Linked DNA regions of Homo sapiens: region 1 is linked to region 2. A link is an interaction called in ENCODE POLR2A ChIA-PET data of the cell type or tissue named here. Cell type or tissue: GM12878. All regions are shown on one strand. Each heading gives the region's core, and the rest is flanking DNA. Links, peaks and the distances in the headings are about the cores only.

The links. Peaks named below come from ENCODE experiments on the same cell type or tissue, not always from the same donor. Only the 100,000 strongest peaks of a DNase experiment are listed, where the experiment ranks them.
Region 1: POLR2A ChIA-PET joins it to region 2 with 5 read pairs; 1 of 35 experiments calls an interaction of 5 or more read pairs at or near these places.

The regions. Positions count from the first base shown.
Region 1 is chr1:27,635,118-27,639,499 of GRCh38, reverse strand. It overlaps FGR (FGR proto-oncogene, Src family tyrosine kinase), which reads left to right and starts at 4,315. Exons shown (of 13, transcript NM_005248.3): 1 at 4,315-4,382. RefSeq lists an enhancer at 2,132-2,191. In GM12878, for the core only: no CTCF peak of the experiment used is centred there; a DNase peak (open chromatin) is centred at 2,323; H3K27ac peaks cover 959 bases.
Region 2 is chr1:28,591,087-28,595,468 of GRCh38, reverse strand. It overlaps RAB42 (RAB42, member RAS oncogene family), which reads right to left and starts at 3,204. Exons shown (of 2, transcript NM_001193532.3): 1 at 2,725-3,204; 2 at 20-1,775. The coding sequence starts at 2,957. The coding sequence ends at 1,352. RefSeq lists an enhancer at 1,476-2,212 and a silencer at 2,994-3,063. In GM12878, for the core only: no CTCF peak of the experiment used is centred there; no DNase peak of the experiment used is centred there; H3K4me3 peaks cover 485 bases.

The DNA of each region.
Region 1 (4,382 bases), core at 267-4,266, 960 kb after region 2:
CCAGGTCTTTGCAACGAATGACCATAAGGACTGACAGCAGAATCTAGGCTGGTTGAAAGCAGGAGTGAGAAGAGGAGGAGAGTGATGGCTAGCTGGGAAATGGATGAGAGAGGTCTCATTGGGCTTGCTGGGCTTTGATTTTTGATTTTGGTATCAGTTTTTAGAATTGTTTTATTTATTTATTTAGAGACAGGGTCTTGCTCTGTCACCCAGCCTAGAGTGCAGTGGTACAACCATGGCTCACTGCAGCCTCGAACTCCTGGGCTGCCCAGGCTGGTCTCGAACTCCTGGCTTCAAGTGATCCTCCTGTCTCAGCCTCCCAAAGTTCTGGGATTACAGGTGTGAGCCACCATACCTGACTTAGAATTGTTTTCAAGGAGCTTGTGAATACATGGGCTGAAAGGATAGGAAACTGTGGTCAGAGAGTTGAGGTTTAATTGAATGAATGAATGAATGAATGAATGATAGTGAACACTTATGTGGTATTTACTATGTGCCAAACACTCCTCTAACAGCTCACTGATTTCTCTCAAGACTTCTGTGAGGTGAGGTCTACTAAATTTCCATTTTACATATGAGGAAACTGAGGTACAGAAAGGTGAAATAACTTGGGCAGGGCGCGGTGGCCCACACCTATAATCCCAGCACTTTGGGAGGCCAAGGCAGGTGGATCAGTTGAGGTCAGGAGTTTGAGACCAGCCTGGCCAACAGAGCGAAACCCTGTCTCTACTAAAAATACAAAAATTAGCTGGGTGTGGTGGCTCACGCCTGTAATCCCAGACACTCAAGAGGCTGAGGCAGGAGAATCGCTTGAACCTGGGAGTTACAGTGAGCCAAGATCACATCACTGCACTCCAGCCTGGGAGACAGAGCAAGACTCTGTCTAAAAAAAAAAAAAAAAAAAAAAGGTGAAATAACTTGTCCAAGGTCAGAGTTGGTCTGCAAACCAGGCAGCCTGGGCCCAGAGTCTGTGTTCCTAATCAAGGTTATTCTGAAAGGATGAATGAGGGCATAGAATCCACTTTGCTCGTCCTAAGAAGTGCCAGCTGTCTCCTGACCTCAGATTGGGTCAGAGCCCTAATCTGGTTTAGAGAGGTCCAGAGACAAAAAACAATGAACACAGAAATATATAATTCCAGATTGTGATAGCCATAGAGGAGACAAACTGGATGCTGAGACCGAGAATAAGGAGACCTTCTTAGATGTGGCAGTCAGGGGAGGCTTCCCTGAGGAGACGGCACTTCAATTGAAGAATAAAAAGGAAGCAGTACTGTGAAGAGCAAGAAGAAGAGCATCCTAGGAAGAGGGAACACCATGTAAAAAGACTGTGAGACAAAAATTCAGTGTATTCTAGGAACTGAAAAAGATCCAAATGTGGGTAAAGGGAAAGATGGCTAAAGCTGGGACTGGAGAGGAGGCAGGGGCCAAGCACACAGGGCCTCAGAGGACAAGACAAAGCTGCTGGATTTTATTATTCTTTATTATTATGGTATCGTATGTATTGTATTTTTATTTTTCCAAGCAAAATGAAAGGTAAGGCACTGGGAGATTTTAAGCAAGGGACTAATGTGGCCCAACACATATTTTAAAAAGTAGAAGCAATTTTTTTTTTTGAGACGGAGTCTTGCTTTGTCGCCCAGGCTGAAGTCCAGTGCCGTGATCTCCGCTCACTGCAACCTCCGCCTCCTGGGTTCAAACGATTCTCCTGCCTCAGCCTCCTGAGTAGCTGGGATTACAGGCACCGGCACCACACCCAGCTAATTTTGGTATTTTTAGTAGAGGCGGGGCTTCACCAAATTGGCCAGGCTGGTCTCGATCTCCTGACCTCAAGTGATTCGCCCGCCTCAGCCTCCCAAAACAATGGGATTACAGGCGTCAGCCACCGAGCCCGGCCTGAGAAGCAATGTTGTCATTTTGTTCTTCCATTCATTTGCTTATTCAGTCATCAATTCTTGAATTTCTTCATTCATTCTTTCTTACCTTCCATTATTTAGTTTTTCACTGGGCTTTCCTTTGTTCATCTGTTAATTCCTTTGTCCTTTGGTTGATTCACGTGTTCCTATACACAGAAAGCCTGCTACTGTGTGCTGGGCCTTGTGTGGGTACTGGAGGCATCTACAAGAGCCAGACCCCTGCCCTTGAGGAAAACATATCCCACACACCCATCCCCCAGGAACCAGTGGTGCCCCAGGCAGAAGATGCTGAGGTTCTGCTGGGGGTGTGGAGTGGGTAGAGGCAGCAATCAGGGAAGGCCTCTAGAGCAGATGCTTGTGAGTCAGACCTTGAAGGATGACAGAGCGAGCATGATAGATTGGGGGGATCCCCCAAGAGCAGGGACCAGTCTCTCATCTCTGTGTTCCCTAAGGCTGGCACCTAAGACACAATTATAAACGTTTGCTTGTTTGCTAATTGAACATGTGGGCCGATGGCCAGGCAGGGAGCATTTGATGGCGGAGGTGATGCTGCCCGGCTAGGGTGAAGCCACTCTTCCAGAGACCCTGCACTGCCACTGGCTCCTCTGTCTTCCTCCTCATCCCTCCTCCCATTTCCTAAGAGAAAAGCATTCTTATCTCCATCCCACCACTCTGTTACCCCAGGCACATTGGGCCACACTTGAGCATGTGTACGCATGCACACACACATCCCCACATGCCCCTGCCCATACAAAGAAACACACTTGCCTGCACACCATGGCCTAGTTGTTGATTCCAAAAGCAAAGTCATCATGTCATTGCTTTCTCTCTCTCTCTCTCTCTCACACACACACACACACACACACACTTCTGTGTTTACGCACACTCTCCCTGCCTCTCACCACATCCCAACAGACACATCCTTCTCCACCAAACAGCCCTCCCCACCACACCTCTTCCTCTCCTGGACAGGAGGGATATTCCGGGTTCTTGCTTTAAGGCTGAAGTAACAGTGGTGGGAGTGGGGACTGAACCCCAGATTGAGGAGGGGTCAGGGATCCCTATCAGACAGAGAGACTGGAACTGATAGAGGATGCTACCGTTTCTCTTTTTGTTTTTAAAAATCTTTTTCCACATGTTCTAAGATACTCAGTTTTTCTTCCTTTTTTTTTTTTTTTTTTTTTTTCTTGAGACGGAGTCTCGCTCTGTCGCCCAGGCTGGAGTGCAGTGGCGCCATCTCGGCTCACTGCAAGCTCCGCCTCCCGGGTTCACACCATTCTCCTGCCTCAGCCTCCTGAGTAGCTGAGACTACAGGCGCCCGCCACCACGCCCGGCTAATTTTTTGATTTTTAGTAGAGATGGGCTTTCACTGTGTTAGCCAGGACGGTCTTGATCTCCTAACATCGTGATCCACCCGCCTCGGCCTCCCAAAGTGCTGGGATTACAGGCGTGAGCCGCTGCACCCGGCCTTTTCTTTCTTTTTTTTAAAAAAAGTCATTTTCTGCAACAAAACCCACATTCTTTTTTTGTGTTTTTTTTTTTTAAGGCAGGGTCTTGCTCTGTCACCCAAGGTAGAGTGCAGTAGCTCAATCACAGCTCACTGCAGCCTCGACCTGCCTGACTCGAGGGATCCTTCCACCTCTGCCTCTGCAGTAGCTGGGACCACAGGTGCACACCACCACACCGAGCTAACTTAAGAAAAATTTTTTTTGGTAGAGATGGTGTCTCCCTATGCTGCCTAGGCTGGTCTGGAATTCCTGGGCTCAAGCAATCCTCCCACCCAACCTCCCAAAGTGCTGGGATTACAGGCTGAGCCACTGCCCCCAGCCAGTTACTCAGTTTTTCTAAAACTTGGGTGCCTGGGGGAGGCTGACACCCTTCCCACTCCTCTGAAAGGCAGTTTCCTAAGGGAAGGGTCTTCTGCTGCTCACCACCCTTAACAGCCCTGTGTCCCCAGTGCTCAGCCCCTGAGGAAGGGAAGGCGTGCTGACAGGGTCCATGTGATCCATGTCCAGTGGCTCTGGTGACAGCAGTCTGAAGTCAACTGGCTGTGAGAACTCGAGTAAGGCCAGTCCCGATCTGGTCCTCAGTGATGGAGAAAAGCCCCTCTTAACCTCCAATTCAATGATCCTAAAAGAGCAGGTGCTTCGGGGGTGCTGAAACTGCGCTTTTGGAGGGGGCTTTTGGGAAGGCCGGGCTGGGGACTCAGGTCTGGAGGGTGACAGAGCCGACCTCCCGTAAACCAGGGAGGAGGAAGGTGGGGGCGGGTGGGCCTAGGATCTGGGGGCGCCTCCTCGCTGCGGGGAGCTGGCTTGGGGCTAGGGCGTGACTGTCTCCCTGCCACCATCACCGCCCGCCGGCCGTGACTGCAATAAGAGAAGTCCGAGGCGGCTTCCTCCTCCCTGCCCAGCAGGGGCGGCGGTCAGAGGCGGGCAGCACCCCAGTTCTCCCCGCACGCCGGCACTCGCG
Region 2 (4,382 bases), core at 203-4,202:
CAGGAGGCAGATTCTGAGATGGAGATGAGTGTGCAGATGTTTATTAGGGGATATTCTTGAAATGGATACCTGTTTGGGGAAGAAAAGGAAGCAGGATTGGGCAAGGGGATAACTTGGCTATGATGTCACAACAGTGTCCTCAATGAAGCCCACAGAGACTGATAAAGTTGGTTTTGACTTTCAGAGTTGTCCAGAGCTGGGGCAAGAGGGAGTCCTTTAAGGCCCCCCAGGAGATGAACTTTGGATACAAGCTGCCCTGAAGGGAGGGCCTTTCCCAGAGAGTGGGGCAAGCTGAAGTCCATCATCCAGTGGCACTCCAGCAGCTGGGGAGAGGGTTGATGGGTTCCCCAGCCAGAAAGGGGGATCTTGGTGGCTCATCACAGTGGCCACTGTGTGCCCAACATAGTTGCTACACATTCATGTTCATCCCAGCCTCCAACATCCATTTTTCAGCCCCTGGGCCTGGTCGGGGGGGCATTGGCCAGCAACCCTGGGTTTGACGTCACATATTAATCCCATGCCCAGAATCATTTTAGCCTGAGGACATAAGAAGCCTCCAAGCCAAGCTCCCCCTGGAATTCCCCGCACCTGCCTTTGCCCATGCATCAGCTTCCTGACGCTGGCTTCTCAGTGTCTGAGCCCAGGAATGCTGCCAGAGTGGCCACATCGCAGCCAAGAAAAAGGGAGTGGGAATGAGAGCTTTTGTCATTCAATTCACAGCGCGGCAGGCTCTGGGTGAGCACATCCTGTCCACTGTCTCATTTGTGGTCACCACCTCCCTTCAAGGTGGGATCTTTTATGAGCCCCATCGATAGATAGGGACACTGAGGCTCAAGGACAGGAAGTTGCACATCTGGTCTCTCAGGCCTTTCTTTTCTTTTCTTTTTTTTTTTTGAAACAGAGTCTCACTCTGTTGCCCAGGCTGGAGTGCAGTGGCGCAGTCTTGGCTCACTGCAATCTCTGCCTCCCAGGTTCAAGCAATTCTCCTGCCTTAGCCTCTGGAGTAACTGGGATTACAGGCATGCACCACCACGCCTGGCTAATTTTTGTATTTTTAGTAGAGACAGGGTTTCACCATGTTGGCCAGGCTGGTCTCGAACCCCTGACCTCAGGTGATCCACTGTCCTTGGCCTCCAAAAATGCTAGGATTACAGGCGTGAGCCACCATGCCTGGCCATCAGAACTTTCTTTTCTGTAGAAAGCCTCGACTCCAAAATCCAGGAAGCATGACTGTGTCAGGATACTGTTTATATGAACCCTTCTGTCATTTGTCCTCCAGAGAGATATTAACACTCCCCATCCCACCAGGTGGGCTAAGGCTGGGACTGCTTTAACCCTTTCTCTCCTAGAGTCAACACTGGCATGGGCCTGAGTGCTGCTTCCTGCTGGGGGACCTGGGGATTTGGGTCTTGTGGATGAGCCGGACACCCCCCCAGCCCTCTTCTAGCTTGATGTCCCCCTGCTGCAGGGCCTGCTGGATAGCATCAGCGAGGGTGTCAAAGGCCAGGTCCACATTGCAGTTGTTTTTAACCGAGGTCTCCACGAAGGCCATGCCCAGGGAGGCAGCTAGCTCCTCGGCCTCCTGGGCTGAGACACAGCGGGTGCTCTGCAGGTCACTCTTGTGGCCAACCAGCAGGAAGATGACCTTGTCCGGGCCCTGAGTGGCCATGACCTCCTGGTGCCAGTCTTGGATGTGTTCAAAGGACTTCCTGTTTGTCACATCAAAGACCAGCAGGACACCCACCACATTCCGGTAAAAGGACCTGGTGATGCACCTGGGGAGGCAGGGAGGTGGAAAGGTAAGCTGGGAGAGGCTGATGCCTCCATGACACCCCCAGAGGCAGGACCTCCTCCCCCTGGGATCCACAGAATGCCTCACACCCCAACAGGGCTCACTTCACACGGCCCCGTGGTTCTCTGCCTCGGTGTCTGTGTCTCTCCTAACAGTCTGGGTGCTGGCCGGGTGCGGTGGCTCACGCCTGTAATCCCAGCACTTTGGGAGGCCGAGGCGGGTGGATGTGGATCACGAGATCAGGAGATCCAGACCATCCTGACTAACACGGTGAAACCCCGTGTCTCTACTGAAAATACAAAAAAATTAGCCGGGCGTGGTGGCGGGCGCCTGTAGTCCCAGCTACTTGGGAGGCTGAGGCAGGAGAATGGCGTGAACCCAGGAGGCGGAGCTTGCAGTGAGCCAAGATCGCACCACTGCACCCCAGCCTGGGCGACAGAGAGAGACTCCGTCTCAAAAAAAAAAAAGAAAAGAAAAAAGTCTGGGTGCTCCAGTTAGGGAGCAAGCGTGACTTGAATCCCTCATTCTTGGAGAAGGCCTGGTGCTGCCCTGACCTAGGTCTTCGTTCCTCTGTTCTCTTCCTGGCAAACTCCTGCTGATCCTCTCTCCCTTCCACATCTCCTCGACACTTCCCGCTCTGTTCCCCTGAGCTCTCAGCACCCGGGGCCAGTATCACTCAGCATCTCTCCAGAGTCCAGAGCTCAAAGCCAGGGATGTTCCTGGTCTCTGGGACTCGACCCACCCCGCAGTGTTCGTGGGAAAAATGACTCCGAGCAGGGGAGGTTCTGGCCCCAGTGGACCGGGCGGGACCCAGGGCAGGGACCTCGCCCTCCGCCTGACCTCTGAGTTGGCCTCTCGGGAGTTGCCGTGGCCTAAAGCACGCTCACCGAGCCCCCCACCAGAAGTCCCTCCCGCGCCCCGGCTACCCGCACCTGAAGCGCTCGTGGCCCGCGGTGTCCCAGAGTTGCAGCTTGACCCGCGGCCCGGCCCGCAGCTGCAGCGCGCGGCGGTAGCACTCGGCGCCCACCGTGGGCTCGGGCTCGGGCTCCGGCTCCGGGGCGCCAGGCGCGCCTGCCACGTAGCTCCGCAGCAGCGACGTCTTGCCCACCGCCGCGTCCCCCAGCAGCGCGACCCGAAATTGGTAGCGGCAGCCCTCGGCCTCCATGGCCGCGTCCGCCACCCCGCCGCCCCGCGGCGGTTTTGTCCGCGCCCCGACCCCGCCCCTGCCCGGGGCCCCGCCGGCGCCGCCCCCCGCTCCCCGCGCCCAGCCACCGTACCCGGCGGGGCACCGAGGGCGTCGGACCGAGTGGAAACTCCTGGCCAAGTTTCTCTCTCTCGAAGCCTCAATTCTCTCCTCTGTAAAAGGGGGCTAATGATGACCCCTACTTCACAGGATAAAGGGACTAAACTAGATGAAGTGAGGAGGGGCATGGGGAGGAGACTAACAGCGCTGAAGCATCCACCTCACTCATTTCTTAATCTCCAGCCCCACCCCCTTACCCGCTCCACACCGCTCCCCCGCCCCACCCCCCGCCTCCTCTGTGGGTTCCCTAGTTGGCGCCCAACCCTCTGCTGGACCCGGGAAGGCCACTCTGGAAGTGAGTGGTTAGTAGATGCTCCCTCTCCACCCAGAAGCCCTTTCCTGGAGCCCTCATTAGCCCCGGCCTGGGGCCTCTAGTTCAGTGTTCAGGTTCAACGTTCAACAGCCCCCACGGCTTCCTCTAATGCCTGTCTGAGTTGGACACCAGGGCCCCAGAAGGAACTTGGGCACAGTCTGGTTGAGGAGGCAGGACAGACACAGACAACTGCAGTTCTAAAGGGAGTGCAGTTGGCCTGTGGATTCGACAACTAACATGTATGAGGCCAACGGTCAGTTCATGTTTTGTGGACAGCAACCCTTTGACAGGGCCATGGGAGTGCCCCTCTTAGAGCTGAGGAGACTGAGGCTCAGAGGCACGGCTTGTCTCAGGTCACACAGCAGAGTTGGGACTCACATCCAGGTTTGTCTCATCCTTCATCACCCCTTCGATGCCACAAAAGGGGACAAAGCAGGTCCCACAAGCACTAAGACACTGGTTGAGTTTTGCTTGGGTGAGGGGCTAGGGTGAGGCAGCACATGAGCCTCCAAGGTTTACTCCACCCTTTCCAGGCTGGCCTTCTGGAAACCCAGGGCACTGAGGCTGGAGTTCCAGTTGCTCCAGCCAACTCTAGTCTCTCTAGTCTCGTTTTTATTTATTTACTTATTTTTGAGATGGAGTCTCACTCTGTCGCCCAGGCTAGAGTGCAGTGGCACAATCTCGGCTCACTGCAACCTCCACCTCCTGGGTCCAAGCCATCCTCCCAACTCAGCCTCCCAAGTAGCTGGGATTATAGGCACCTACCACCACGCCCAGCTAATTTTTGTATTTTTAGTAGAGACGGGGTTTCACCATGTTAGCCAAGGTGGTCTCAAACTCCTGACCTCAAGTGATCCGCCCGCCTCCATCTCCCAAAGTGCTGGGATGCTGGGATTACAGGTGTGAACCTGTACCACGTCTGGCCCACATGCACTTCTGACCATCTCTGATGTCAGTCTCTCTCCCAGGCTGCA